Regions from separate parts of the Mus musculus genome. Here all the other regions are linked to region 1. The links are chromatin loops, found by intact Hi-C in ENCODE. Cell type or tissue: heart. All regions are shown on one strand.

What was found. Peaks named below come from ENCODE experiments on the same cell type or tissue, not always from the same donor. Only the 100,000 strongest peaks of a DNase experiment are listed, where the experiment ranks them.
Region 2: a loop joins it to region 1, with 4 times the contacts of the local background. A loop is called at or near these places in 6 of 42 quality-filtered maps.
Region 3: a loop joins it to region 1, with 2.2 times the contacts of the local background. A loop is called at or near these places in 2 of 42 quality-filtered maps.
Region 4: a loop joins it to region 1, with 1.9 times the contacts of the local background. A loop is called at or near these places in 2 of 42 quality-filtered maps.

What each region holds. Positions count from the first base shown.
Region 1 is chr12:117,653,571-117,661,570 of GRCm38, reverse strand. Rapgef5 (Rap guanine nucleotide exchange factor (GEF) 5) reads right to left here. Exons shown (of 26, transcript NM_001373989.1): 9 at 3,168-3,293. Among named protein-coding and RNA genes, the nearest start is that of Rapgef5, 120 kb to the right of the region's middle. In heart, no CTCF peak of the experiment used is centred here; DNase peaks (open chromatin) are centred at 3,580 and 4,440; H3K4me3 peaks cover 2,933 bases; H3K27ac peaks cover 2,892 bases.
Region 2 is chr12:117,759,238-117,767,237 of GRCm38, reverse strand. It overlaps Rapgef5 (Rap guanine nucleotide exchange factor (GEF) 5), which reads right to left. Exons shown (of 26, transcript NM_001373989.1): 26 at 7,501-8,000. Among named protein-coding and RNA genes, the nearest start is that of Cdca7l, 81 kb to the left of the region's middle. In heart, no CTCF peak of the experiment used is centred here; DNase peaks (open chromatin) are centred at 2,237, 3,837 and 5,287; H3K27ac peaks cover 731 bases.
Region 3 is chr12:117,495,306-117,503,305 of GRCm38, reverse strand. Gm31482 (a long non-coding RNA gene) reads right to left here. Exons shown (of 3, transcript XR_382010.2): 2 at 2,079-2,275. Among named protein-coding and RNA genes, the nearest start is that of Gm31482, 33 kb to the right of the region's middle. In heart, a CTCF peak has its summit at 4,031; DNase peaks (open chromatin) are centred at 1,965, 3,935 and 6,605.
Region 4 is chr12:117,454,725-117,462,724 of GRCm38, reverse strand. No RefSeq gene overlaps it. Among named protein-coding and RNA genes, the nearest start is that of Gm31482, 7.4 kb to the left of the region's middle. In heart, no CTCF peak of the experiment used is centred here; a DNase peak (open chromatin) is centred at 4,254; H3K27ac peaks cover 635 bases.

The DNA of each region.
Region 1 (8,000 bases):
TTTCTTCCTGCAACTCCCTGGCATAATCACATAGTGAGACATTTTTATGATTTCATGAATTTATAATCATAGCATTTGTCAGTTCAAGAAAATACTAAAAACGTCCACTCAGCAAAGTTTAGAGCTAAGATGAAAAGGTGGACCATCCAGAGACTGCCCTACCCCTGGTGTCCATCCCATAATCAGCCACCAAACACAGACACTATTGCATACACCAGCAAGATTTTGCTGAAAGGACCCTGATATAGCTGTCTCCTCTGAGGCTTTGCCAGTGCCTGGCAAATACAGAAGTGGATGCTCACAGTCATCTATAGGATGGAACACAGGTCCCCCAATGTAGGAGCTAGAGAAAGTACCCAAGAGCTGAAGGGGTCTGCAACCCTATAGGTGGAACAACAATATGAACTAATTAGTACCCCCCAGAACTCGTGACTCTAGCTGCATATGTAGCAGAAGATGGCCTAATTGGTCATCATTGGGAAGAGAGGACCCTTGGTTTAGCAAACTTTATATGCCCCAGTACAGGAGAAAGCCAGGGCCAAGAAGTGGGAGTGAGTGGGTAGGGGAGCAGGGAGGGTGGGGGTGGGGGGGCAGGGTATAGGGGACTTTTGGGATAGCATTTGAAATGTAAATGAAGAAAACATCCAATAAAAAAAAAAGAAAACAACAACAACAAAGTCCACTCAGAAGGCTCTAATCCCCTTCAATTTGTAATAGGCCACTAAGAGTAACAAGGGCTTTGCTTTGCTAACTATGCCATGCATAGCAGTTATCCTTCAAAGTTACTTTCCTATTTGGACACATGCTCATGAGAGGGATGTTCTGGAACTGGAGAACAGGGCAGAGTGAAAACAATAATCCAATAGACAGTTGGGATTCTAACTTAAATGTTGCCATTATTTACTTTGCTAGCTTCAGCCAGGAAAGGTAGATGAGATTTTAAAATGACAAAGGAAAGGAACCCCGTGCACAGCGGCAGGGCTGGGTCATTACTGTGGAATAAGGAGAGCAAGCAGCAGACTTGGGCTGACATTGCTGAACTGCAGTTTCCTCTGGGGCTGTGTGCTTTAACTGAGCTTCCCTGAGCAGGAGCAGAGGCCTGGGGTTGCAAACTAAAACTCATGAGCACTCAACTTAGCAAAAGTATTGTTTCAACAGATTCTCAAGATACGAGAGGTTAAAATACGGGCAGAAGGCTTGGGGTTTTAGATAATGATTGTAAAAATATCCAGGCGCCTAATATGCAGACATTCCTTTATGAAAAGGTGCATCAGTTTCAGCTCGGTTACTGACTGGCTCAAGTGGGGTCATCCTGCAGATGGAGAGTTAAGCTGGACGGGAAAGTCTGTGTAGGGAAAGGCGTAATTCCAATGTTTGTTTAAACATTTTCCCTCTTAGATGCAAACATCAATCACACGGCATTCATGCAAGAACTAAAACTTCAAAAGGTTTAAAGGCAGCAGCAGCAACAACAACAACAACAAAATAATCATAAGCCAAACTGCAAATCTTCACACTTGAAATTTCTTGATCCTTTAAAAACCTTACCAGTGACTAGCATTAGCTTCAGATTTCTACATTTTGGGGGAAATCTCAATCTCACTAGCTGTAACTATAGTGTTCTGTATATTAATAATTACAAAACAAAGGCAACACAGGTGTCCTGTGAACAGCACACAGAGTTCTGCATAGTTCCTGCAGAATGAGACTCTACCATTTTTCTTTGAACAACTCTGCCCGATTTTGAGTTGTCACCAGTTCAATGCATCTGATTTGCAATCATCCATAAGATACAGCATTCATTTAAAGGACTACTAGGAAGGCAGAACACCAGCAATTGCACTATGATATGTTTTCACACTGTCAACAGACTCATGATGCATTTTGAAATAAAAAGGCACAAGAAAGCTGCTAGTCTCCTAATTAAAATGAATCTAAAGGAATAGAAGCTTAAGAAGTTAATTGAAGCTACATATTAAAATATATAAATATCCCAAGGGTATGACTAGGTAAGGATTAGGCTGCGACACAGGCAAACTATGAAAAGCAAAGGATGCTTTTAACACCTTAAAAAAGTACTTGGACTTCTTGGTAATACCCAGCAAATGGCAGATGCTGAATCTTCCAACTATAAAGCCAACAGGTAGCCCTACAACATTTCAATCTCAAGGCTCTGAAATTATCTTTATCATTCCTTCTACTTGAGATACCAGTCCTTACAGTGCTAAGCTGCCAAACTATTAAAAATATTCCATGTTAACAAGCTGAACAACTAGCCATGGAGGTCCCAAGCCATTGCTTGCTCAGGAAAACCCTGTCACACTTGTATCGACGGACCTGTGGCTGAAAAAGCAAATAGCAGTTTCTTCTCCCCTGGCAGAGTTTGAAAATGTGGGGGAAAAAAAGTTATAGCCAGAGAACCAGAGAAAGACAGAGAACTGATCTCCTTTGTGAGCAGTCCTGGACGGCAAGAGTGAAGTCTTACAAATAACAATCAGAGGATCACAATATGTGGCAAGAGAAAGCAGCTACATTGTCTTCCTAGCCTGAGGGCAGCATTCTCAGCTCTAAGGCTCCAGCTGAATAACGGCTTTGAGGGGACTAAGCAGCTCGTTCCCCACCCCCCCACCCCCCAACCCGGGTTTCACTGTATCCACACAATATCACTCTTGTTGGAACATAGCATTCAGAAGCCACTGGGAAGTCTCCATCCGACCCACCCTCAGTGAGAGCGGCTATAATCTGTTTTTCTGTCCTTATCTATTTCTAGAGACCCAGGGTAACATTCTTTTGGAGATGAGACCCATGACCAAGATGAACACAAAAATACATCAGCACATTCGTTTAAAAAAATTATATTCTCTGTACTATGTAATGGAACAAGGTTTCCAGTGTAAGACCAGGAAGCTCACTATTATGATAGATATGCATGCATTCGTAGTTAAGTTTTTATATAACTTACTTCTGAGAGGAGCTTTCCTACAAACCTAGTCCCCAAATCACTAGATTAAGAGTTCAGAGCATCTACTGTCTTTATAGTAAGAAGGATGCTTTACAAAGGCCAAATCCTAAACAACCACAATAAAATATTTGTGCCTTCATATATACAGCCAAGCAGAATCATTTTCCAGCCATTAGACCCACATCCCCAGGAGGAAAGGGCTTACCTGTTCCAACTTCTCCGATTCTTTTTTTTCTGTCTGTAAAAACTGACAGTTTTCTCTTGCCAGCTTGTGGACCAGCTCAATACGTCCGATATCATCTCTCTCTTGAAGCTTGCACATCACCCCAGCCTTCAGAGTTGGAGAAAATGCGAAGAGATACTTAAATCCACAGTCCCAGGACATGACACCACCACAAAGTTCACCTTATAATAAGCACATTTTAACTGTGACCTGAATTAAATCATGGCCTTCGTAAAAGATTTTTGCCTCTCCAAAGTTAAATCTGTGTTATTTTAATGCAGAGCGATACCATGCTAGAGACTTCAGATTGAGAGCATGTATCAGTCTACTTTAAGAGCTGGAAGGGCAAACTAAATCATTTGCTACTACGTGTGCGCCTGATATGCTGGCATTTGTTTGTTCCTGACAGCCTGTTTCCTGTTACATAAGCAAAGGCTAGCAAAAGGTTAAAAATTCATGGGAAAGTTAGCCAGGAACCATTCTGGCAAAAAGGGTGAAGTGATACTGAGTCCTAAAAATAACAGTCTACAACTTCCCAATTCTTTAGCCGGAGTGGATCATTCCATGGACAAATACAGTTAGCAAGAAAGTTATGGGATAAACTTTTTTCACAACTGGAAAATTACTATGAGGACATAAGTAAAAGCATTCGTGAGCCTTTAGAAACAATTCACTAAGCATCACACATTTCTTTATATATTGAGTTCTTAAGCAGGAATAATATAGGAAGATGGTGACTCGTTTAGAACAGGAAAAAAAAGAGGCTATTCTAACACAGAGACTATAAACTATTTCTACTCAAGTCCTTTCTCAAATGGTTCACACAGACAAACTGAGGCATGATCTAATAAAGAAACCTGAAGCTAACTTGGCAAAATTAGTCAAAACCATTGAATCTTTATTTACCCAATATAACCTACAGGATTTGAATATACTCAGCAATGTGACCAAATATGGGAAGGGGATTTGTGAGAGCTCCCAAGTTTCATGGTCTTAGCAGTTTGTATGAAAGTCACCCCCACATTGCTGAGTGGGTATCACAGAAATACAACCAGACATGCAAAACAACAACTACAACTTTATTTCCAAAGGCTCAGAAGAAAGAAAATTCTCCAAGTAGCCATCACAGACCCCTAGGGGGTAGCGTGCAGAATTCTCCCACTAAAGTGTATGGCTTGTGCTTATAACATTCCTCATGAGTGGCGTTTTAGTTTCTTTCCTAAGTTGCCTTGCACAAGGACCTCATCTTATCTTAAGACATCCTGTACACTGGTGGAAAGCCAGAACTGCTGGAAAGTCCCGTACAACCCCAGAAGTTATTTAATGTCAATCCATGACCATAGTTTTCCCTTTTAAAGCAACTGGAACAAGGGCTATCCCTTATCCAACAACACAATCTTTCTAGTATTAAACATACATACTTATTGCAACATCACTTAATATTTTCGAGATACATATCTCTGGGTGTCTATTTTATTTTATACATTGTTCAATAGACTTTGAAAACCACCCACTTAAATCCTAGAGCTATAGGATTAAACTCCTCGAAGTCCCTCACATACCTCCAGTTTGCACTCAACAGAGGTTATAACACAAACACACACACACACACACACACACACACACACACACACACACAAACACATACATGAGAGAGAGAGACAGAGACAGAAACAGAGAGACAGACACAGAGAAAGAGATAACAGAGGCAAGAAAGAGACAGACAGAGAGACAGGAGAAAGAGAAACAGACACACAGAGATACAGAGGAAGAAACAGAGAGACACACAGAGAGAGACACACACAGAGATACAGAGAAAGAGACACACACACAAAGAGACAGAGGAAGAGACAGAGACACAGAGAGATACAAAGAGACAAATAGAGAGACACACACGCACAGAGAGAGAGAGAGAGAGAGAGAGAGAGAGAGAGAGAGAGAGGTGGTATATGACAGGAAAGAAAAATAAAGTGTAAGGGGGGGGACAGAGCAATAATTAGAGGTCACCTCTGAACCTGGAGATTTTCTAATAAGATGGCATTTGAATAGAAACCTAAAAGAAGCAAAGAAAAGATGGTGTCAACCCCCAAAGGAAGAGTATGTTACCCAGAGAACAAAGATCCCCAGGGTTGGTGTACTTGGCATGCTGAAGGACCAAGAAGGGAATATCATCATGGTATGACAGACCAGTCAGGGGATAACTGGTGAGACCGTCAGAGAGGTGCAGGGTCAAATCAAAAAGCTTTCTTACAGGCTATGTAAAGAGTTCATAGTCCTAAATGGGGTGTCTGTAACAAGTCTATTTCCTCAGGGTTCAGGGAACTCTGTGGATGAGGACGCAGAAAGATTGTAAGAATGCAATGATAAGAAGCAAAGTCTTCTAAACACACATCTACCAACTCAGATTGTGGCAGCATGCACAGGGCCAGCAAGGGTCTGCACAGATGGGGCTCCACCACTGAGAGAAGTGGAAACAGGCCCCCATCCCTAACTCAAAAGCCATCTGCAGTTGATAATCACTTGCAAATGAAAAACTGGTTCTCTTCAATGGAGTCTCGCTGGGTAGACTAACCTCTCTTTACAGGCAGGCCTCAAGCCCAGCAGTAGATGGCCAACACAAACTGGACTCAATGGATCTTTGAGGATTCTCTGTCCTATAATGTTTTGTTATGACAGTATTTTTTAAAACTTTCAGGTCCTTTGCATGTGTATGTGTATGTGTGTAGGCTCCAGTTTTCTTTTCTTTTCTTTTCTTTTCTTTTCTTTTCTTTTCTTTTCTTTCTTTCTTTCTTTTTTTTTTTTTTTTGAGAATCCGGCATGTACATATGTGTGTCTCTGCATCTACACGTGCTTTTTCTTTGGATTTTTCTTGTGTTTGTTTTGTCTTACTCTGGTTGCTTGGTTTTGTTTTATATTATTATTATTAATTATTATTATTATTATTATTATTATTATTATTATTATTTAGATGCCTGGGTTTTTGTTGTTGTTGTTGTTGTTGTTGTTGTTTTTGTTTTCTAAACAGGGTTTCTCTGTGTAGTCGTGACTGTCCTGGAAGTTGCTCTGTACCAGCTGTCCTCAGACTCATGAGATCACCTGCTTCCACCTCCCAGTGCTGGGATTGAAAGCATACACCACTACCACCCACCTGGTTGCCTGTTTGGTTTTTAACAAGAGACAGAAAGAGTGTGAATTCAGATGGGAGGGGCTGAGGGGAGGATCTTGGAGGAGTTAGGGGGTGGTGCTGTGATCAGAATATATCATATGAAAAAAAATCATTTTCAAGAAAAGAGAAATGAAAAAATAAAAATAAAATAAAATATAACCCTGTATGACTATAGATGGCACTAATTTTATATATATATATATATATATATATATCCAAAGTAAGGATAATATATTTTGAAAGTCTCTATCATAAATAAATAAATTTTAAATAAATATATGTTCATCCTGATTTCAACTTATAGAATGTATAAACACATTGAAATATCACATGGTATGTATCTAATTTAGATAGATAGATAGATGATAGATAAAATTAACTATAAAGATCCATATAGCAATGACCTGATGAACTGGATTTTCTGTTCTTTGGAGGAATCGAGTTGGGCATTGGCCATTTAGCATCTTATATTAACAGGGCAACATTGCTTTTAATTAAAAAAAAAACCCACAAATACACAGAAGTCACAGAATATACATTTTAGTTTAATAGCGAGAGTTATAATAATTAGTCTTCATAAAAATGAACTATGCTACTTCTTAAAATTATGTTTCTTAGTTAAGATATGAGCTAATAGGCAGTCAAGAAAACTGGCCCTGCCCCTCATCAGCTGCAGCACTCAGGAGACTGAGCCCTGCACCTAATCTGTGCAACACAGTGGAGTTAACTCTAATGGCAAAGGCACAGGTGAGCCAAACTCCAGCAAGGGAAAGCTAGAGAGCTGGCTGGGCCCCTTGTGGGCTGCAGCAATTGGGAGAGTGGGACCCATGCCGTGACTGAGCAGCGGGTGAGAGTGAGCCAACCCTGAGGGAATGAGAGCTGGAGAGCAGGAATGCAGACCGTGCCTCCTGCTGATGGCAGGCAGCATTGGGCGGTCTAGGCAGAGCAGTGTCAGAGAACTCGCCCTGGTGGTGCAGATAAAACAGAGCCAGCAGGCTGACCATCTCAGCTATCAACCAGGCCCAGATCCAGGGCTCTGAATTGGCCTACCCCCAAATCTATATTATTGGTGAACAGCTGGGATATGTGTAATGGCCAGTTCTGCTGATCCAAACCTGCAGGATCTCCATGACACCAGGCAACAACAGAATAGCCAGGAGGAGTCCCGGTCAGGGTCCAGTATTGATGATGTCACAAAAGTCGGAGACCGAGAACCAGACCAATGACTCAATGCAATGAACATTTGCAAGTGAAGGTGTGTGGACAGAGAGATATATTGTGGGACATACTATGACATACTACAGCTTCCACGATGAGTGTGTGTGTGTGTGTGTGTGTGTGTGTGTGTGTGTGTGTGTGTGTGTGTGTGTTTTATCTTAGGGGGAAGTTTACAAGAGTGAAGGGTGGCCATGAGGGGAGATGAGTGGAACTAAGGTGCATGATGTGACACTCACAAAGAATCAATAAAAGTTGTTAAGAGAGAGAGAGAGAGAGAGAGAGAGAGAGAGAGAGAGAGATGAGCCGATGATATTTTATCAGGTATGTTTTAAAAATACTTACATTAAGTATTAACTAATCTGCAAAACAATGAGTGATATTAAAATACATGACAGCGCTTTGCCTACAGACAAAAGTTTGGATTCTTGTTC
Region 2 (8,000 bases), 110 kb before region 1:
ACTTGCCTTGATCATGGTGTCTGTTCACAGCAGTAAAACCCTAACTAAGACAGTGGGCTTTGAGGCCTCCTCCTATGCTTAGGCTCTGCCTTGTGTGGAAGAGAACCTCCTCCTCACAGCCTGTGGAAGATAGACTCCTGTTTGTAGAACTCTTAGCTCATTCTCCAGCACCATGTCTGTCTGGATGCTGCCATGACTCCTACCATGATAATAATGGACTAAACCTCTGAAAGTATAAGCCAGCCCCAATTAAGTGTTTGCCTTTCTAAGAGTTGACTTGGTCATGGTATCTCTTCACAACAATAAAACCTAACTAAGACATCTAGTATCTCCAAAATAGAAGGACTGTTCAAAGTGGCCAGGCATGGCCAGGCAGAGAAGGGACAGCTCCACACCCACTTTCTGCTGCTCTCAATTGCCTGCTCATCCCCATCTATCTCTTGACTTCAAGACCCTATTTGTGCTCTGTCTTGGGTCCTTAGTGGTCTTTGTGCACAATAGAAAATGGAGTTTTTTCTAGCCCTGGAGGCTGGGTAGCATTTGGACAGTGGCCTTGTTGAAAAGTGTGGCCACAGCTGGGCATGGTAGCCCATGGCTTTAATTCCAGGACTAGGGAGGCAGAGACATGTAGATCTTGGAGTTTAAGGCCAGCTTAGTCTATAAAGTGAGTTCCAGGACAGTTAAGGCTACACAGAGAAACCCTGTCTCTGAAAGAAGAGATGGGGAGGAGAGGGAGGTAGGGGAGGAGAGGAGAATGGAGGGAAGGGGAGAGGAAGGGAGGGGAGGGGAGGGGAGAGGAGAAGAGAGAAGAAAGAAGAGATGAGAGTGGTCACAAACTCCACCCACATCACAGAACAACCAATCTGGAAGAGCAAACTTTGGTCTTGCACAGCAGCCTGAATGATGGAAGTTGAGGGTTTCTCTCTTCTAGACCTGCTGTCAAGTCAAGGGGAGGAGGAAGGTAAGAAAGCCTTCCCCAATGTAATTTTTGTGCTTCTGGTCCTTGCTGCTCTGGCAGGGCAGAGCAGGGGATGAATTCTTCGCATCCTAGCCCATGAGACTGCACAGCTGAGCCTCATCTGATCTCTTCTGAGAACTCTGTTCCCAAGCCTTAAGGAAGGATGGGCTAATGGTGCCCTAGCTTCAGGTGTAGCTGTGGAAACCCTACTCCATTCACCATTATAATTTGTGTTCAGGAGTGTGCTGGGATGGGCCCTAGTTCCAGGGATAGAGAGACACCAGGATGCTGGGAAGAGTCTGAGAGGGCTCCCATGGCACCCTAACAGGTCCACCAGCTTTTGACCCCAGTTAGGCAGGTCATCATTATGCTCCCATATATGGTCATCACTCATAGAAAACCGTGTCTTTTACCCAAATCTGTGACAGTTACCATGGCTCTTCCAATAATCACACGAGCTCCTATCATTTTTTTTTTAATTGGGTGCATGGAGACAGGTTGATGTCCGGAGGAGGCTGCCTATTTCAGATGTCCTCACTTGGCTGGGGATGAGCTGCTTGGTTGTAAGGAGGGTCTCTCCTGAGGGGGAGAGATGCCAAGGGTCCACGATGAGCATCCAGGGACTGGATGGCAATAAAGAAGAGTCATTTCAATGAAGAGGCGCAGAATGCAGACAGGGGAAGTCCACCCCTGTGACATTCAGTGCTCCACAGAGATAGGACATTGTGTAGCTCATGGGTGGAGCCCTGAGTTTAGCCTGTAAGTCAATGCTGCCCAGCCAGGATGACCATATGTGTCTCCATAGGGTGTAGCTAGGGTCAGGAAGCAACCAGAAGTGAGGTTTTGGCAGGCTGCAGGGCAGATGCAGCTCTAGGGAGCCAGGCAGGCATCTTCATTCCCCCAGAGGGTGAGTGGTGGGCTAGGAGAATGCTGAAGCCTGAGGTGACCCATCCTCCTTGCTGACAGCTCCAAGGAGACCCTTTCCAGTTAGGCCTCTTACACTTAGACACCTGTGTTTAAGAAAGAAAAAGTGTGTTGCACTGAAAAAAAAAAGAAAGAAAGAAAGAGAAAGAAAAGGCAAGAAAGAAGAGAAAAGAAAAAGGAACGAAAAAAAAGAAAAAGAAAGGCAGAGTAACCTCCAGGGCCACATCCCAGTACAGCTGCAGAGCTGACACAGGCTTTGTAGATAGAACAGCGCCCCCTTGTGTCATTTGATTTAACCAGGCCCTCTGTGAACACAATTTCTCACGTAAATTATGCGCAGGACCAGTATACGTCCACCAGATGTCGCAAATGTCTTAGTTATTATTGGGGCAAAGAGCATGTTATCAGCAATTGAGTATCCGGTGCCTCAGTAAATAAATACATTGTGGACAAGAACTTTCTCAAACTGGATCTTCAACCCCAGACTTTGAAGGTGGTGGAAGGGGGACCAAGGACTTAACCTTATCTTCAGGTTAAAAATGAGTTTGAGCTTAGGCTACATTGCACATGCCCGTAATCTCAGTGCTTGGAAGGCAGAGCTGAAAGGATCTAAAGTTTGAGCTACCCTGGTCTACATAGTGAGTATCAGGACTTCCAGGAATACACAGAGAAATTATGTCTTGAAAACAAACCAACCAACCAACCCAAAACATCATCATCAACATCAAAACTTCTAACATTCAAGAAGCAAAAAAAGGACCTGATCAACAAGAGGAAAGCCATGCCTACTGATGGAAACCCAGCCAACTTCCCAGGGCTAGTGACAACATGGGTCTTGAACCTACAATCACCACTTTACTAAATATTCTCTAAATACATTGTAACTGTTTTTCCTTATCGACGCAGAGGAATATAGTTCTCACCTCTCATCAAGGAAACTTCTCTTTGCAACAGATGAAGACCGTTACAGAAAACCACAACCAATCAAAATACAGAGTGTGGAGCCCAGTCTCAATGGATATCTATATCTATAAAACAACTCTCACACCTAAGGCTCAGGAATCATTGCAGAAGAGGGAACAGAAAGATTATAAGGGACAGAGGATCAGGGAGTTTTCTGCGAGATTGTGTTTCCTAGGAATGTCAGAAGCTAGACCACAGAGTCTCACCATCTTGATCACCTGAACATGAGCTGAACACAAACAATAACATGTATGTAATGTGGTGAATGAGGAGACCCAAGGGGCTCAGCCCTATACAAGGTCTGCAGACAACTAAGGAATGCTGAGAGCAGGAGAAACATATTCTCCAAGAGAAAGCACACCAACGAGTTATTCAACACCAAAAGGTTAGCCCTGAGAATACACACACACACACACACACACACACACACACACACACACACACACACACACATTCACATGCACACCCAGGGATAGGGTCCTGGACTTGGCCCCAACAGTGTACATTCAATGGTGGTAGGACTTGCCCGAGAACCACACCCCTTGCAAGGACACTGAGCATGTCCTGCTGTGTGCTCATTGTGTGAATTTATGTCCTATATCTTTTTCTATCTGCATTTCCTCACCTCTGTTCTCCCTGCTGCTCTGCTAAGCAGGACCTTCTATTCCCTGTAAACATGCTTTAATGATGGCATGGCATCTTTACAAGCAACTGCCTCTAATAAGAACTCAGCACTGGGGATACTCATTTTCTTTGGGTCCCAGTCTCCCCGAGGAAAGTTTATACTGTTAGACTTAGTCTTGTTTTGTGGACTGCTCCTCTCTCTGCTATACCATGCCCTCCCTGTGTTAAGGGAGCAGGCCCTGGTGTGTTGGTGTGCTGGTTCCTAGGGCTTTTATGTGTATTTTATTGCAGACTACGCCCCTCACAAGAGCGCTGAATCAGCACTGGGCACAGGGCAGGAAGGGGCAAGGCCTTCCTTTCCAGCCTCCTCCCTTTTCCCTTCCTGCTCCTTCAGAGGCCAGGCACAGGCCAACTGAACACAAAGGAGTACAATCAGTTATTTCTTACAGCAGTCAAGCCACAAAAACAACCCCCCCCCCCAAACCAACCTACAGAGGCAAGCCTAGGTCTACACCAGCTTAAAACCATAAACAACAAGGGCTCTTAATGACTCCCAGTGCAGATCTCTTCTATGGCTTGTACTGTGTTCAAAACTAGTTGATCTCATGACTCATGATCCTTCACACACACAGACACACAGACACACACACACTACAGTTTAGTACCTTTGACTAGTATGTATATTCAAATATCTTTACTTATTCAACAAACATTTGGTGCCTGTTTTTTTGTTTTTTTGTTTGTTTTTCCCCATAGGCATACTGGCTAGTTTTATGTCAGTTTGGCATAATTTAGAGTCATTCTGGAAGAAGGAATCCCAATTGAGAAAATGCCTCCACCAAACTGACCTGTGGGCAAGCCCATGGTGCATTTTCTTCATTGATGTTTGATGCAGGAGGGTGGGGTGGTGGTGCACACATTACTGTGGGTGGTACCACTGGTGGGCCTGGGTACTATAAGAGAACAGGAGTAAACAATAAGAAACAAGCAGTAAGAGGCGTCTCTCCATGGACTGTGTATCAGTTCTTATCTCCAGGTTCATGCCTTGAGTTCTTGCCCTGACAACCAGGGATGCTACTGAACATAAATCCCTTCTTCCCCAAGCTGCTTTTGGTCATGGTATTTTGTCAGAGCAATAGAAACCCTAAGACAATTGGCATTTTAAATAGCAAGAATCACATTACTTTTACATGTAGAATATGTTTTAGAGGGCACCAAGATTTTTGGTCTGCTGGGGTGTCTATCTGTTTGACTTGGGAGAGGTGCTCAGGGGATAGAAAGGCTCTGCAGCTGAGGCTCAGTTTTGCCATCTACAAAGTGTCACTGAAGAGGCGGGTCTGGAGAGAAACGAGATGCGATTCCTGTTTTTGGAAAGGGCGATGTTGGGTGTATGAAGGTAGTGTGGACATTACTGTAGGGAATGGAGTTGAGAAGAGGAACCAGAGGGAGAGTTACTGAGACGACTTTTAAGTGAGGATTGAACTCAGGATGGCCAGTGGCGATAAAGAAGAGTCCGGTGGAAGTTGAGCAAACCCAGTGATCTAGCTGTAGAACAGACTTCAGGGCAGCGAGCACAGTATTGGGTCCCATTCTCTGAGATCATTGGGAACCATCATAAGCAGTCTGTCTACTTCCTTTCAAAAGTTACTTGGAAGAAGTGAGGGTCTTACAGATTTGGGCTTGCTAAGGATCCTGAAGTGAGGCACCCTGTTACTAACAGCAGCTTGAATTTCTCTTACCCAAACAGCAAACAAGGGATGTCAGAGGTCAAGTTCATTTCTGCAAACTGGGCTTGAAAGGATGGTGGCACACCTCACCACCCCTGGTTTAAGAGCTCTGAGGCATGTGGGAGTCACTGTTGCTGTAGGGCTTAGCAACGATGTTGCCATGGCAGCAGTCTTTCCTGCCAGTGACTGTGCTTGAGACTTCAGTTGTGCTGTCAGTGTGTGTTATGTGATCATGGTTCATGAGGACTCTGAAGAAGGTGAGGACTACTCCAGGGGTTTTCTCCAAAGGTTCTGGATAGAAATTAGACTCCAGCCATGCTGACACCTTAGACCCTGCAGGTGCACATGAGTAGAAGGATCTAGCAGCTCAGAACTTCTCATGGGCATGATGTCAGGCACGGTGGCCTCCAAAGTTGGGGTTGCCTCTCAGAATCTTTTAGCAGAAAGGCCAGCCTGGATTGCTGGACATTCCTATTACCTACTTCATGATGGAGACTCCCAAGATGCTGGGAAACTCCACAGCAGAACCTGGTTCTCTTCCCAGGGAAGAATTCCCAGGCCCAGCAACATCTGACATTTGGTGAGGCAATAGCAGGAGATAGTGAGTGATAAAGGTGTGGTTAGGCATCAGGGAGATTCCCTTCCCTGGAGAGTGGGGGGGGGGGGGGGCTTTGGAAGGCAGTGGAGGGCAGTGAGGGGCAGTGGGGGCATTTTAACCCTGTTATGCAAGCACAATGAGAGAGAAGCTAAAAAGCTAGCCCAGATGGATAAGAGCAATGGGCTCAGGAAGTGGCCTCAGAGCTTGCTCTGGGACTGCTGTGGAGAATGCAGTGACCCTGTGCTCACAAATCTCACCTTAGGAAATCCTAACTGACTCATGGAGGGCTCAGGACCAAGAAGAGGGGTGGGTAATTAGGAGCTGAAGTAGCCCCTGTTCCTCCTAAGCCATTAGAGAGACCAAACCAAGCAGTAAGCTCCAAGTCCTGTTGACACAGGGCTTGAAGCATGTTCCTCAGAGGCCTCATATTAGAGTCCTTGACCCTGACTGTGCACTGTCTGTCATATCAAGTGCATCTTCCTTGTGCACTGGAAAGACAGCTGCTTGCTCTGTTTGGGTAAGAGAAATTCCAGCTGACTCCAGTAACAGGGGTGTCTTACTTCAGGAACCTTAGCAAATCTGAAACTTTATAAGTCTCAATTGTTTCAAGTGACTTTTGAAGGGGAGTAGAGACTGTTTATTGTGATTCCTAAAGACCTCAAAAAAAAAAATGAGACCAAATAAATGAGACTGATGCCCTATAGTCCATCCTGAAGTAGGTTGCTGGGACCAGGACCACAAAATTCATTTTGAAGTTTGTTGTATTGAAAGAGCCCAGGGTTCTGACTCAGAAGCCCGGTTCTTCTTTCAAACTGAAACCAGAGGAAAGCAGAGGTGCCGCCCTCTCTTCTATTTCCTCGCAAATCTGAAGCTCAGGGCTGCCCACTCACTCCTGTTTCCCACATAGCTCCCGGTTCTGGAAGAACCTTGTGTGGAAAGCCTCCAAGGATGAGTTGACAATGAGACCATGGCTAAGACAGGAAGTAGTGTAGAGAGCACCTCTCTGCTCCCAGCTCCCATCGCAGAACACTGTCCCTTGTACATTCCTCCCCCCCCCCCACTCCCACTCCAAGATGCAAGCTTGGTGACATTTTCATCTGCAGCAACACAGTGGCACAGGTCCCCTGCAGAGCTTACAACATGCTGCATGGGTCAGTCCTTTTACTTACGCAACAAGATACCTGGCCATTACAGAGTTTAACACATAATAATACTCCTATGGGGGGGGGGGTGCCACATGCCACGGGCAAGTGTGAAATTGACAAGAGGGACACTGAGTCAAGGTGGGAGAGGTGCGGACAAAGCACTGGCAGTCTATCAGTGCTGGCTCAGGAAGCCACCCTACCTTCCCTGAACACCATAAGAGCTTATTGAAGCTCCACCCACTCAGCGCCTCCATCCTTGCATAGGAATCTCTAGGCCTAGCACTGTTCCTCATTCCCACTTCCAGTCAAGACTGGGGTGATGGCTGTAGTTGTGGGATTCTCCAAGGCTGGGGTTGAGCTCTGGTGTGATTTCCAACAGGTGGTCTGCAGGGTTTAGGGCAGCAGGGTAGACGACTGGGTCCCTGTAGCTCTTCATCTATATGTAGCTTTTTCAGTGAGAAAACGTGAGCTCCAGACAGAGTACCTGATGGCACTGGAACATCGGCCATAGGCCCATGGATGCCACTGTGGCACAGGACAGAAGAGTCTAGGCAGGAGCGGTATCTTTAACATAGTCTTATATTTGGAAAAGCAGATTTAAAAAACACTTGAAAATACAAGATAAGGTAATGGTTACTTATGTAAGTTTTAACCTTATATTGCTTGGCCATTTTTACATATAAATTATTGCTTCCTACTTTGATAAATACACAGCAGAGTCATGTACACAGAGGCAGAAAGCATGAACTATGAGAAATCAAACACTGTCAACGGCAGTCTGGTAACTCAACAAATGTTTCATATTTACCAGCGCTTATAATGGTGGAAAACTACGAGGTGTAGTCCCTGAGAAGTTAGGTAGACGCCCGGACTGTGGGTTTTCTATCTTCTAATTGTTATCCCAAGCTGACAGCATCACGGCGGTCCTAAGCAATGAGACATCCAAAGGCAAGAGTTCTTGCTTCTGGTCAGTGATTTCATCCTGGTATTTAATAACAGTGTAATACAAATACAATAAATAGGCTATGCAAATAAATATTACTCTGCTAAAAATGCTCAGT
Region 3 (8,000 bases), 160 kb after region 1:
TGGCCCTTTGTAATGTGGTGTTTTGGGCAGATGGTAGCACCCCCAGTGTCCAGTCTTTCATTTCCCATCATGCTTTGTTAGATGCAGGAACTGTCTCAGTATCTCCATATAGGATCTTGCCTTTCTCCACATAGGCTGACTCTACTCACACAAAAGTTTGAGAATGACTAACAGTGTTTTAAGAAGCTACCTCACTGGGTGGGCAGGGTAAGGGTAGAAGCATCTTAATTCTGCTCCTGCCCCTACCCTACTCCCACAAACACTATCATAGCTTTGCTTGTGGGTGAAAATACAACCTACTTCTGCTTTTAAAAATATGTGGTAAGAGACACGTACCACTAAATGTACCATTTTAACTTCTGGATATACAGTCCAGTGGGATTTACCACATTTACATTGTAAAGCCGCCATCGTCATCCATCTTCAGAGATGTTTCATATTCTCAAACTCTATACCTACTAAAAATGAATTCCCCAGTAATCTAATCTATAATCAATTTCAGTCTCTCTGTTGACTACGGTAGGTAATTCATATAGTTGGAGCTGTGTGCTATTTGTTCCTTTCTGCTTACCTTGTTTCTCTTAAAAATATCTCCAATATTCATACATGTTATAGCATGTTCCCGAATTCCATTCTTTTAAAAGCCTGTATCATGTTCCATTATATGTGTAGGCTGTTGCATATTTTGTCTAGCCATTCCTCTGTCATTGGACTTGTAGATTTTCTACTTTTAGCCGCTGTGGATACCGTTGCTATAAAAATGGTGTGTTATTGTCGTCTCTTAGATGGGGTGTGATGCACCTGGCTTGGTACAGTGCTTGCCTGGGGTATCATGCCCCGGGCTTGGTCCTCCAGCACTATAAACTGAACGTGTTGATGCAGGCCTGTAATCCCAGGTGAAGGTGAAGTTGGAGGCAAGAAGACCAGAAGTTCAAACTCATCTTCCACTACAGAGTGAATTGAGACTAGCTTGGGCTATAAGGAGACCCTGTTTCTACACAAACAAATCTCCAACATTCTAATCTTACTATTATTAGCTATTTCTATCCCAATATCCAGGAACACACTGGGCGGTGGTAAATAATAAATACTTTACACTTGACCTGATTTTTATTTTACCTACTGACTTAGAATAGATGTATGAATTGCTTTACTGCTCCAAATGTCAGTGAGAGAACCACCCTCAACAGGATAGACAATTCTTTTGTCTTTCAAGTGGCTACAGTCCTAGATCATCATCTTTCACGATCAGTGCACTGAGTCCTTCTTCTATATATTTGTTTTTTTCATGCTAGGCATTGAACCTGGGCTCCGACACATGCTAAGCAAGTACTTGACTTCGGGCTTACATCCCCATCCCTACTCTTGTGTATATTTGAAATTTACAAAATAAAATGTTTATTCAAATAATTAAAAACTCAGGCCTGGACACTAATCATGTGACTGAAGGGACCACCCACAAACGTATGCACCCATCTGGGTTTTTTGTTTTTTTTTTTTTTTGTTTTGTTTTTTTTTTTGTTGTTGTTTTTTTTGCATCAAGTTGCTAATTGGGGGTCAACTGCTAACTGTTATGGATTTCATTTTTTTTAGTTATATAATTGTATTCATGATAACCAATGTTTAAGGCCATCTTTTATGCCTATGATATATAAACACATTATCTGACAGATCATTTTTAGAGTCATTTTAGCTTAAGCTTATTTATGAGCATACAAGATAACATTTAAATAGCATTTAAATACCTCCTGTAATGGCATTGCACATTCCCTCAGTGTTACTGAAACCGGTTGCAATTTCTCCTTCCAGATACATAAAGTACTAGAAAAGTAGCCAAAAAAGAGACATGGACTCAACATGGTGCCAAAAATAATAATAGCGCTTGAAATGTTAAACAGTTTCTCAGAGCCCTCCTTGTTCCCCTCCTCCTGCTTCTCCTTGGAGACAAGACTCCCGGCTGGCTTCCTGGTCACATGGTGGGCCATCCTCCTGAGTCAGTAGTGGCAGCTGTTTGAGACGGATATGTGGGGTTCATTGGAACAGGGATGGATGGTGGAATGGAAAGAATGGAGTCTCACCTCAGATCCAAAGCAGGAGAAAGAGAAGTGCTGAGTTAAGGCTGTGAGAGAAAGCTCATTTCTCTTCATGTCTCTGCACAGCTGAGTAAGATGTTCTTGACTGAATGTCTAGTTGGCCTATTTTCTTCATTTTCTTGGTGGCAGATGACAGTCGTCCTGGGGTCTGACACTGTGACTCTCTAAACACAAGGCATGTCCTGTTATGCAGAGTTAAAAGTCAGGAAGGAGGTGTGAACAAGTCGATCACTTCTTCATTAGCACTTTGGGAAGTTCATCAAGACACTTGGTTCCAAGCCAGCTCCCTAAGACAGCTCATAAGGTTAGGGAAAGCTGGCACAGGGACGCCAGTACAACCCTGGAGGAAAAGCCTCCCTAGTCCAGCCAGTGCAACCTCAAACAGCACTGCCCACTTTATCAGTGCTTTCTTTCTTCTCAGAAATATTCTTGATGTTAAGTCCATGTGAGGTCTGTGCTATGCCCAATCAACACTAACACTTATTTTTTGAAATACTAATTTAGAGGAAAGATATAAGATAATGTGCATGTAGCTTGCATCAAATATTCTGCTAAAAAAATAAGCATTATTTCTTATTTATGGTTTTATTCTAGCCAGGAGCACGGCAAACTTCATTGTAAAGAACATATTCATCTATTCAGAAAATGGTGATTTAGTATGTCTTAGTTTCTTTTTCTGTTGCTGTGATAAAACACCCCAGCAAAAGGAATTCAAGAGAAAGGGTTTTTTTTATTTCAACCATCCAGTTTACATTTACAGTGCATCACTGGAAAATCAAGGGAAATCAAAACAGTGGGAGCTTGTGGCAGCTGATCACATCCTAAGTCAGGAAGTGAAGGTGGACAAATGCCTGTGCTCAGGCTAGCCTTCCTCACTGTGTACAGTCCAGGATCCAAACCCAGAGAACAGTGCCACTCACTCAATTCACATAAACAACAATCAACATAGGATCCCTCACAGGTGAGCCTGGAGGCACGAGGGTGATGTTAGATCCCATGAGATTAACAATCCACAGTAGCTATCACAGGCACTGATTTTGGCCAATAGGGATGCAGCCAGCTACAAACAAGACCAGCTTCTGTTCTCAACAAGTGCTAGAGGATAGAAGATATACAACAGTTTGTCAGACTGAGAAATTCCACCTAATTACTAAAGTAAAGCCAGTTTATGGGGACTGGTAGTGATGCTGGGGGGAGGGGGACCTGAGTAACCACAGAGAGCTTCCAGGATAGGCAGGAGACAAGATGGGGGTCTATGGAGAGGCAGGGTGGGAGGTTGGGGGTGGGGCAGGATGGGGCAGGGGTGGGATAACTCCAGACAGAGGGAGCAGGAGTGGAGGAACTCCTGGAAGTACAACACTGGGCTGCACAGCCACACGCACCATGGCCTTCCTTAACATTTCCATTTTCAGGCCATCCAGTACTCCACCGACAATGGGCACAGGGCACAGGGCAAGCAGGGTCTTGATGAGAGAACAAATCCACTGGTGTAAAAGTGTTGAAATGCTAGGTTAGCCAGCCCTGTATCATCACTATTAGATGCCACAGATTTTACCAAAGGAGCCACCTTAGCTTTGGGAAGGAGGTCTTGAACTCCGTGCATTCAAACGCAGGTCTCTAAAGCCCTGCTTATGAGCTGTGATGGCATCTGTCCCACCAGTGACCTGGTTTGTTTCCTTGAAGAGTTCCTTTAGATGTCTATGACGTTGTTCTTCTAGGAAACAGGAAGAGAGTTTGAGACCAGCATACAACTGAACCCAGAACTTTAATGTGCTTCCTGTGCCCAAGGGATGTTTCTACTGTCAGCCTCAGGAGCTATTATTCTGGATTTCCGTTCTGGTCCCAAGAGAGTGTGCTGCCCCACCCTTATCCCCAGCCCTGCCTACACATTGGAGTGATAAGAGTTTAAATTACCTAGACAGTGCCATCTAGTTCTCAACCTAGGACTCTGAGTTCTAGGTTTACGAAGACATAAAACTTCAAGCCCTTAATCTAAATTGAATCACAGCTCTGTGATAGCTAGGACAGGTGTGACTTCCCTGCAATACTCAGCCTGTACTGCCTTCTGGGTGGACACCTCTTGCAAATCAAGGTCATTGCCTCACCTCAGCCACCTGCTGCTCACACCTCTCCATCCTAGGGTAGGACTGTGAAACTCCTTATCAGTCCAAAATCCTTATAAATGGTGCTCAGATGAGAGAGCTTCACTCAGGCATATCCCCTCCAACCGAGACAGAATGGAGAGAGCAGTGACCAAGAAAGTGTCTTCATTCATGCTGATTGGTTAGTGACTGCAATCATTGGGCAAGGTATTTTGGTAAATCATGCAAAATTCCTTAAGTGTATGTAAGTTCAATTTTTACTTCCACTATCATGATAGGCTTGACCTGGAATGGTTGGCAGGGAGGTTATAAACTTAAACTCCTGTGAATGGGAAGTTCTTCAGCCTGGTTTTCACAAACTTTTCTCATATTACAGGCAGGGAACAGAAGATGAGTTGAAGAATCTATTCAGTTCTGTTGACTCAGGTTGACACACTCTGCTGCCAACCCCAGACCCTGTGATTACTCTTATTGGGTTGTTAGTACCACACAATCTATATTTCCCATCAAACATGCTCTCCCGAGAGTCCTCTGGGGACAGATTGAGTCCAGCCAGCATGTCAATAAATAGCATAACGGAATTAACTGACATTTCATTTATCCTTCAATGTTTTTATTTTTTTTCCTCCCAGACATTAGTTCAAAGGATCATAATGTCATAGAGCATCCATCAAAGGGGATAAAAAAAAAAATGAGACAGAACTTATTCTATCTCACACTTTTCAGGCTTATGCAGGGATCCCTGGAGTAAAGCTGGCCATCTCAGAAGTGCTTCTCAGTCTGTCAGTCTACATCTGCAGGCTCAATCTTCTTCTTTTTTTTTTTTAAAAAATGCTTGCTATTAGGAAATATTCTCTAGTGAGCTTATGTGCGCATACCTTGCAAACAAGGAACACGGCTGAGCAGACCTCACCAAAACACTGATTCTTTCCTACAGAGATAGTGGGAAACAAAAATCACAGCAACAACAAGGAAAATAATAAAAAGTATTTAGAGATGATTTCCACCAATTGGGGGCTCCCTGTCTTGTTCACAGGAGCCACAACATTTACATCGGCGTGATCATGATATACAGAGAGACAGTCATGTTAATAGAGAGCCATGCTTGGGTTAGTTTGATATTATGGACATTCCAGAAACAGCAGGGACTTGAAACTTCCTATCATACCATAGGTGGGAGCCTCCCTCCGTGCTTTCATGCAAGAGATTCACAAAATTAATTCTAAATAAACCAAAGCAAATCACAGGCCAGTGTCCAGCACATCAACCATAATGCTGAACACCCCTGTTGTGGACAGCAAAGAGCTGAATGTCAGAAGAAACAGCCGCTATTTCTTTATTTCCCTCTTCATTTCAGCCTGTTCCTTATTCTTTGAAAGGTAACAATGGCTTTTATAATTGCCATGCCCAGCTGAACTGTGGCTCTGGCAAGAATGAAACTGGCTATGTCTACTTGTTCTTTCTCACAACCTTGTCCTGATGACAGAGGGAGAGGCAACATCCTGGCATGGTAGCAAATTTGAACAAAAGAGAGCAGACACACCATCTGGATCAAGCAGGCACTGTGTTAGCTACATCTCTTGTTGGTGCAACGCAACACCAGAGAGATGCAACTTAGTGGAAGAAGTTCACTGTGGCTCATATTTTCACTGGGTATAGCTCATTGCCATGGAAGCTGTTGGTAGGAATGCTAAGAGACAGCACTTTCCACATTGCCTCATCAGAAAGCTGGAGCTACATTAGGACTGGACTTTGGGGAAATCTCCAAAGGCCTTCACTTAGTGGACTCTATCTTCCAGCTAGAACCCCATTAGGAAGGTCCCATAGCCTTCAGACACAGTCTTGCCAACTGAGGGCCAAGCACACAAAACACGGGCTTGTAGAGAGCCATTCCAGATGCAAACCCTTGTCCTTCTGCAGTCTTCTCCATTGATCAAAGGATTTCAATTACTTTTGGGAGAGACTTCAGAGACATGGACCCCCAAAGCCATTCATTCTCCAAATGACCAACGGACATCCACAGCCACAGCAGAAAGAACCAAATGAAGGAGTTCCTGCTACCAGGAGAATGTTTTCCCAGTGTCAGGACTCAGGTTACATCTCTTGCCTTTACAGTCCCTGGCTCTCTGTGAAAATATTTTCTGAGGAGAAACAGCTGCAGGGGATGCTGCTCAATACTTTGGCCTTGCTGTCCTGGTTAAAACAATAGACAAAGGGTGAACTCACACCAGATCCCTCCTTCGTGACCCTCCTCCCTTTGACCATCCAGAATAAATCTTGATTGGCCTAAAGAGCTTCTCCTCCTGAAGCCACAGAGGGATTCTGGGGAGTTCCACCACCTTTTTGTGCACTTCCTAGAAGCTCCAGACAAGAGAGGAAATAGGGATGGAAACACCTGGAGCCAAGCTGCCAGAAGTGAGCAGCTGAGGAGAAATCCTGTTTAGATGTTTCCTTGTGGCCAGGCTGTAGGCTGCTGGCTCAGGCACCTGTCAGAAAGATTCAATTCTTGGCCCAGTGAGATGTAACAGAAACCCAGTCAAGTTTGTTCAAGGAATCCACGAAGGGGAGGCCTTTGAAGATATTCACCCAAGGCCTCTCTTGGCCCTTATGCCCTGTTTTTACTTTCCCCTTTGCTTATCTTGGGTAGCCTAGAAAAGAGCTGAGAGAGGTAAATACTGTTTTAGACAGTGGAGATCTGGAACCTTATCAGCAAGGAGGGCTATGATTAAATCAAGGCTGACTCAGAGATGCCAGATGTGGATAACAAGAAGAGTATGGATATCTGCAAGCACTTGGGTAACTCATTAGGGAGGAATTTTAAGAGCTAGCGAGGGAGAAGCTGTGGTGCAAACTGGTGCCAGGGAAGAGTCACTCTCCACCCTCTTACTCCATGCCACCTCCATCACCACCACCTTTTCATGCGCACGCACAGAGATGTGTTTAGAGAAATGCAATTGGAGAAAGCCCAGTCCTAGGTGATTACAAGATGCTCTGTAAGCTAGGTGCAGTGCTCGGAAAGGTGGGACATCCCACTGCTAAGCTCCATTTTCATGAGGACTGGAGGGCCACTCAGAAATATCAGGCACCATGATCAGTGACAGAAATGAGAAGGAAGAGCCCTCTGCTCCCAGCCTGGAAAGAGAATTTGAGGCGACTTAGCAACAGATCCCTCGATCAGCTTCCAACAAGGACTCAGTGTCCTTCCACCAAATTGGAAGAAGGAAGTGCAGCCTGAACTTCAGAATGGAGAGCCTTGCTTGGAGCTATCTCACGCCTGTGCAGTGAGAGCTCAGATCTGCCCCTAGGGACCATGGGGACCCAGAAATATAATTCCAGTTATTTTATCAGTCAGTTATAAAATAGTACTCAAGATATATCGTGGACAAAATATTGGAGCCAGCATGCAAGACTGTACCTTGTGCACTTGCATTCTTGGAGAAGAGATTGTCGATAAATACCAGTCACGAGACTAAGCGGGTTAGAATCACACATGCATAGAAATGAGAGAACCAACCAGACTGACATTAACGGTAAGATGCCCAGCACAGGCTCCTGGGAATGGTGGCTGTAGAGCAAAGACATGGTGGGAGTGAGGCCTAGTCAGTGAGCAGATGTTAAGGGTCCTCCTCAGGGCTGGAAGGATGACTCAGCTGTTAAGAGCAATGACTGCTCTTCCAGAGGTAGTGAGTTCATTTCCCAGCAACTACATGGTGGCTCACAACCATCTGTAATGATATCCGATGCTCTCTTCTGGTGTGTCTGAAGACAACTACAGTATGTGTGTGTGTGTGTGTGTGTGTGTGTG
Region 4 (8,000 bases), 200 kb after region 1:
CAAGTCCCTAGGCTTCTCCTCAGGCACCATGGGTAAAGTTGAAGATGCCGAACCTCAGTGTCACCTCCACATGTACCCTCAGGGAACACAGAGCAGCTGCACTGCGTCTCCAAGAATGTGATTGTCCCACCCACAGCTGTCTGTATACCCTGCCCTGATTCTTCCTTGGGTATCAGGTAGACGCTGACTCAGTCTTTCTCATCTTCTGTTGACTGGCGTCTTCTCAGTCTCACCTGTCCCATTTAGGGCTCTAACACTGTGACTAAAAGCAACTTGTGGAGGAAAGGGTTTGTTTTACCTGATAGCTTGTATATGATAATCCAGGGAAGTCACAGCAGGAACTCAAGACTGGAATCTGAAGGTAGGAATTGACACAGGCAATAGAGGGCTGCTACTTACTGCATTGGTGCTCATGGCTTGCTCAGTTGGCTTTCTTATAGCACCCAGGACCACCAGCCCAGAGATGGCACCACCCACAGTGAGCTAAGCCTTCCTACATAAATCATCAATCAAGATTCCTCCCCCCTCCACCCCCTACCCCCTGCCAATCTGGATTGGGTATTTTCTCAATTGCTGTTCCCTTTCCCCGAATGACTCCAGCCTGTATTAAGTTGACACAAAACTAGCCAACATATTATTTACACCAAAAGAGGAACTCTTGGCTTTGTAATTACAACCTGTAATTCTTATCTGGGCATTTTGGATTCATGTTCATAGCACTCCTACCACTGACATTGCAACTATCTCATCAGACTTTAGCTTGCCCCATTCTGGGGACTCTGTCTTCTTGGATGCACGGATTGGAGAGTGGTATTTGGTTCAAGACACAAATAATAGAAAGATGGTTGTGATGTTTTGTATATGCTCAGCCCAGGGAGTGGCACTATTAGAGGGGGTGGCCCTGTTAGAGTAGGTGTGGCCTTGTTGGAGTAGGTGTGTCACTGTGGGTGTAGGCTATAAGACCCTCATCCTAGCTGCCTGGAAGTCAGTCTTCCACTATCCTGCACCATGCCTGCCTGGATGCTGCCATGTTCCTGCCTTGATGATAATGGACTGAACCTCTGAACCTGTAAGCCAGCTCTGATTAAATGTCCTCCAATTAAAGAGTTGCCTATGGGCTGGTGAAGTGGCTCAGCAGGTAAGAGCACTGACTACTCTTCTGAAAGTTCTGAGTTCAAATCCCAACAACCACATGGTGGCTCACAACCACCCACAATGAGATCTGACACCCTCTTCTGGTGCATCTGAAGTCAGTTACAATGTACTTATGTATAATGATAAAATAAGTCTTTAGGAAAAAAAAAGAGCTGCCTAGGTCATGGTATCTGCACACAGCAGGAAAACCCTAACTAATATAATGGCATTGGCACAATTCAAACAAACAAACAAACAAACAAACTACACTAATCATATGAGCTTCAGTAACATAATATGTAGACCAAAGGGGCATTTCTCCTCTTTTCCATTCCTCACCTTCCTTCTCCCCTTCTTTCCCTCTCTTTGCCCTTTAGTTGAGCCTTTTAATTGGGCATGTCAGGCATGCACCCTATCACTGAGCTGCAAGACAGACATATAGTTTCATTCTTTTCCTTTTCCTTTTCCTTTTCCTTTTCCTTTTCCTTTTCCGTTTCCTTTTTCTTTTTCTTCTTTTTCTTTTTCTTCTTTTTCTTTTCCCTTTTCTTCTTTCTTTCTTTCTTTCTTTCTTTCTTTCTTTCCTTCTCTCTTTCTTTCCTTCTTTCTCTCTCTCTTTCTTTCCTTCTCTCTTTCTCTCTCTCTCTCTCTCTCCCTCTCTCTCTCTCTCTCTCTCTCTCTCTCTCTCTCCCTCTCTCTCTCTCTCTCTCTCTCTCTCTCCTTTCTTTCTTGAGATAGAGTCTCTCTATGTAGACCTGGTGATCCTGGAGCTCACTACACTAGTCTTGAACTCACAGAGATCCACCTGCCTCTGCCTTGCAAGTGCGAGGATTAAAGGCATGTGCCACCACATCTAGCTTCCAGGCTCACCTTCTCTCTTCAGCTTCCCTCTGGGTTACCTGTTTTAGCTCCTGTTGTGTTTGAAAAAATTCTGGAAGCAGCCTTAGCACTGTGTGTTTCTTCATTCATTATCCATAGGAAGAAAACAATTTTTTTTTCTCATATGTTAGAGAACCGACTCTTTACCCATTGGCCTGAATTAGGTCATGTGATTTGAAAGAGGCCAGTGATGGAATGTAGTGAGTGGGCATAGTCAGAACTGCCTTCTGAATGGGATCTCCCCTTGGAGAACAAGCACGCTGGAAAAGGAGGCATGGTGCTCTTGTCTCACCTCTGCTATCCTCTGTGTCTAAGGCTGTCTCTTCAGACTGCATTACCTTTCAGCCCTTGCTCTCTGGCTTCTAGTTGATTGGATCATGGGAACACCAGCAGGTGGAGGTGCCTTGTTATATGGTTCTCACAGTGGTTGCATTACTCTACAACTCCTACTGTCTGACTTCATACCCTTCCAACTCTCTTGCCAGGCTCCATTTACCTCTTCCTTGTCTATCCTTACAGGTTCAGAAGCTATAATGCCTCCCTCATGCCAGCCCCTCTGTACACCGTGATTCCTGCTTGGCCTTCACCATTGTCTGAATCCTCACTCCACAAAGGTAGCATTTGGTGAAGGGGCCTTGGAAGATGGTCAGATCATGGAGGGCAGAGGCACCATGCATGAGATTAGTATGTTCATTTAAAAAATATAATCAAATAACAACAAACTAAGTGAACCCTGCGCCTTTTTTCATGCACAGTCAGAACGAGAAGTTAGCTATCTATGAATAATCAGACCATCACCAGACACTGAATCTGCTGGTGACCTGGTTTCAGATGTCCAGCCTCCAGAACAGTGAGGAAAAGGTTCCTGTTGACTGTGTAAGTGGTCGTGTGTATAACATTCGGTTACAGTAGCCTACATGGAGCAAGTGCCTCTCCCTGCCACTCCTCTGTAATAAACGCTTTGCTGTTTGTTACTTAGCTCTGTCCTGCATGTGCCCATGGACTCCTCCCTGGACCTTGACTTTACAACCTGTGTGAAAGTTGGGGACTGTTACCAAGAGGAATAAAGAGTAGACAGGAGGCATCAAAACTGGCGAGTGCCCATTATCACCCACTGTTATCTTTTTCCCTCTTCCCTGACTCACCCTTGGAAAAAGAAGACACATTTTCTAATAGTTTCCCATGCTAGCTTAGTATTCTACATAGGTTATATACACTAACAATGATTTTTAAAGCACGCACATTAGGAGTCTTATCTCTTACAGTAATTTCCTGAGAGAGCAAAGGTCTTCACCAGCTCATCTTCAGAGGATCAAATGCCAGCCGAGCCTTGCAGATCTGCTACCAGAAAACACTGAACACTGCCAATGATCCCTTGGAAAACAGAAGACACGAAGTAGGGAAAAGTAAACAGATGGAATCTCAGAACAGACAGGAGCTGGAATGAGTTGCCACGAAAATCTCCAGGTGAGACGAACAGACATGGCTTCCACGGGATCCCTCTTAGTATCAACAGAGAGAGGCAGAGTTGGTTTTGTTTTGTGCTCTCAAAAAAAAATACAAGGACAGGTGGAGCCAATTCAATTTTAAGGAAGAGAGATTTGTATGGGAAGCAGGGCATACATCACAAGAATTTGGGGCTACTGCACAAAATTCCTTCTGGGTAGAAAAGATTGCAGAGCATACAGAGAATTAGGGAGAATCTGCTAGAAGAAGTGAAGAGAAAGACTGAGGGCTGAGGAGAAATTCCATTCCAAAACATTACTCCCTCCTACCTCTTCAGGAAAGAGTTAGCCCTCAGGACTGGTTGAGCTGGTTGTCAACCAAGATTAATTGGAGAAGAGAAGCCATTGGGTTTTGTCATGATAAATGTGTTTGTCTACAGTGTGTGATAGAGAGGCAACCAGCAGGGATGGTCACCACCTTTGGCTAAATTCTTTCTCTTCTCACCAACTGTGCCACGGAACCTTACAGGGTGGGCATTGGAGCACACATCCATCTACATGCCCTGTCCTGGCAGCTGGGGAAGGATGTGTGGATCCACACAGCAGCTCACAGCTGGCATTTGTCTCACAGCAGCTGTTCAAACCACGGAAGAAGAAGCAGGAGGGTCGTCCTCCACCAGAACAAAAGGCCAAGGAGGCAGATATTTTTATCAAAGGGATTCGGCTTCCTGAATGATCTCATTCCAAAGATCTGCAGAATTCAGATAACCACTCCAGAGGTCTGGCAGACAGCCTGCCACGAAGAGGAAAGGAGGGAAGGGACGACGGGAAGCTGCCTTTCCACAAGTCTGCATCTTCCTTAGGCCGAGGGACAGGACACCTGCAGCCAGAGGAAGTTTTGATGTCCCAGGCAGGTTCCTGCCAATTGCATACAAAAGTCAAGGGCCGGTCTCATCCCCTCCAAAGCCAGGTCCACCTATCCCACATGGACCCCATGAGGGCTTTCCCTCTGTGTCCTCACCAAAGCTCTCCACATTCCCAGTCAGAGGGATGTATAGGCCATCCATAAGCTTTTGCTTCCTCCCTGTTTTGAGGAAGTGTAGTATCCAGGATAGTAAGGATGAGCAACAAGTATTGGTAGATCTCAGAATATGATTATAATATAAATGGGGGAGCAATAAAGAAATTAAAGGAGGCGTCTATGGATTTTTGCAGTTTGAGGCCCTCTCTAAATTAGACAAAGTTCCAAGCCTCAGAATTCCCTCTCCTGGAAGAGCCTACAGGCACGTTAGACATCACAGAAACTAAGGAAAAATGCTCCTTTGGTTAAGTGTTGTGAGGAAAGTTTGACCTTGCAAATCTTGCTAATACTACAGTGAATAATAAGTCAGTTGAGAGAAAAAGACATCTCTCAAAAATTTCATTATAGATTTTGGTAATTGATTTAATATCTGCTGTCCAACAGGATTTTGAGCAATAATGGAAAATTCAGTCTGGGGGCCTGGTTCTGTGGGTGAGGAATTCACTTTTAAATATTTCTACTTTCAGTTCACCAGAGACTGACAGTTTCAGGCTTCTCATGTAGATGTGGCCGGATCTCCCAACACTGGGAATTTAATCAACTAAGGTTAAGACTGTAATATACCCGTGGGAATGGCCAATCAGTCTTAAAGAAAGAACTCCTACCTGCCCACTGGACCCATTCAGCCCTGAATGTCTGTAAGAAAATGAGGCTCTTACATGCAGCAGGAGGAGAGACAGGAAGTGCAGCTATATTGTAAGAAGAAGCAGCTATAAACCAGGAGCAGCAAGCCATTGAAAAACAGTGAGTGAGGGGATAGAGAGGGGGGAGAGAGTGAGTGCGGGGAATAGAGGGGGGAGAGTTAGTGAGGGGATGGGGGCCCACTAGCTAAGGAAGCAGCTGAATATCAAAAGGGAACATTAAAGCAGTTTCAAAGTTAATTCCTAATTTTAAACATTTGAGAAAAGAGAAAATCTATTAAGTCCAATCCAAAATCTATCACCTTTCCACCCATAAATCTTTCCCAAACTGTTTCACAAATGCTCAGCACCGAGCAGCAGTTCTAAACCTGTGGATCACAGCCCCTTTGGCAAAGCTCTATTTCCAAAAAATATCCCCATTAAGATTCGCAACAGTAGCAGAATTACAGTTATGAAGTAGCAATGAAGTTAATCTTATGGTTGGGGGTCACCACAACATGAGGGACTGTATTAAAGGGTCACAGCATTAGGAAGGTTGGGAACCACCGAATTAGACGACATCAAGCAATTCGGAACGATATTGTTCTGTGATGAAGCTTAAGGCTTTACTTTATGGCCCAGAGGCACCATGCAAGACAATGAAAACCTTGTGGGAGACAACAAGCAGTCAAACAGTCAAATTACATGCCCTAGCCACACAGAAAAGCTATGCGGGGCAAAGGGCAGGGAAATGAGGCTATGTAGGCTGCACTCACCAGGGAGGCTTCAGTGGGGAACCAGGTATTCTGTAATCCTCAGGGCAGATTAGCCTGGCCTCTAGCCATGTCTAGCAGCATCCTTCATCCACTGTTTCAAAGAGGATTAAATCACCTGTACAAAAGACTTATGTGTCTGCTGTGAGCATTATTTTTTCATTGTTTATTGGTTATTTTATTTATTTACGTTTCAAATATTGTCCCCCTTCCCAGTTTCCCCTCCACACACCCTCTATCCCCTCCCCTCTCCCCCTGCTTCTATGAGAGTGCTCCCCCACCCATCCATCCAGTCCTGCCTCACACAGGACCAAGGGGTTCCCCTCCTGATAAGGCCATCCTCTGCTACATATCCAGCTGGAGCCATGTGTACCCTTTGATTGGTGGTTTAGTCCCTGGGAGCTCTGGGGGGAAGGGAGGGTTCTGGTTGGTTGATATTGTTGTTCTTCCTATGGGATTGCAAACCCCTTCAGCTCCTTCAGTCTTTGCCCTGAGTTCTCCATTGGGATCCCTTAATACTTTCATATTTTTTTAAAAAGTGACTTTATTGGGGTGTAATGGTATACAAAATGTGATGCGTGTTTAGTACATGCAGCTTGGTGAGTTTAGAGGTGACTATGCATCTGTGGGGGCTTCGCCGGAATCTATGCCACAGATACACTCATTACCCCCAGAAGGCTTCTCCCCCTCATTTTCTGCATGTGAAAAACAGCTAGAGTGAGCTGCTTTTTAGAATCTTGTAAGTCATGCAGTAGATGTCTGGGGCTTGTTCAAGGGCTGGCATGAGGAAAGACTGTTAATATCTTTAGCCAATACCTCCTCATTCCCTCTCTCCCAGCCTCTGGCAACTGGCACTGAATTCTCTGTTCCCGGGTGTGACTGTTTTAGATTCTTCAAATCTGTGAGAACATACGGTATTTGTCTTTCTGTGACTGGCTTATCTCACTCAGCATAACGTCCTCTAGGTTCACCCGTGTTGTCGTGGACTGCAGGACTGCCTTCTTTTGTAGGGAGCTATAGAAGTGTACTCTATGTACATAGTGTGTTCTCCATGCCTATGTATGCGTTGATGGGCATTCTGCATCCTGGCTATCATACAACATACTGTAACATGGAAGCACAGACATCTCTTGGACATACTGAGTTCTAGTGTATTATATATACACTTAGAAGTGGACTTGCTAGATTGATCATATGATAGTTCTATTTATAATTTGGAGAAAAATACGTACTCTTTTCCATAATTGCTGTACTAATCCACGTACCTGCCACCAACATAGTTCAAAGGCTGCTCTTTTCTACACCCCTAACTTACGCTTCTCTGATAATATTTATTGTGATTATTTGGAGGCCTTAGCTCTGTCTGCTGCATTTCCCTATCTGGAGGCACTGAGCTCCTTCTCATAAACCTATTAGTTACTGTCGGTCTTTTTTTTGGGAAAAAAATACCTATTTTGTTCCTTTGACTATCTAAAAATGAGATCATGTATTTTCTTGATATTAATTGTAGGTATAATTTTCACTACAGGTTTTGGATACCAAGCCCTTATCAGACACATGGTTTGCAAATATTTCACACCATCATGTAAGTGGCTTTTCATTTTGTTCATTACTTACTTTGCTGGATAGCACTTTTGATTTCATCTAGCAATCTTTAGCCAATTGTGCACTTCTGTGTGTGTGTGTATTTGTATGCATACATGAATCTGTGTGTAGGTGTGTGTGCTGGGGCATGGGTATGTGTATGTAAGTAGAGGTCAGAAGTCAAAACTGGGTGTCCCCCCTTATTCACTCTCCACAGTTTTTTTTTATTTTGTTTTTGTATTTGTATTTGTTTTGTTTTTTTGAGGCTGAGTCTCTCACTGAACTGGAGGTTACCATTTTGGCTAGACTTGCTAGGCAGCAAACCTCAGTGGCCCTGATCTTCCTATTTCTACCTCCTCACGTGCTGGTGTTACAAGTACATGCTGTCATACCGTAGGCTTTTATGTGCTGGGACTGAATTCAGTTCCTTATAACGGCATAGCAAGCACTTTACTGATGGAACCATCTTCCTTACTTATCTTTTAAG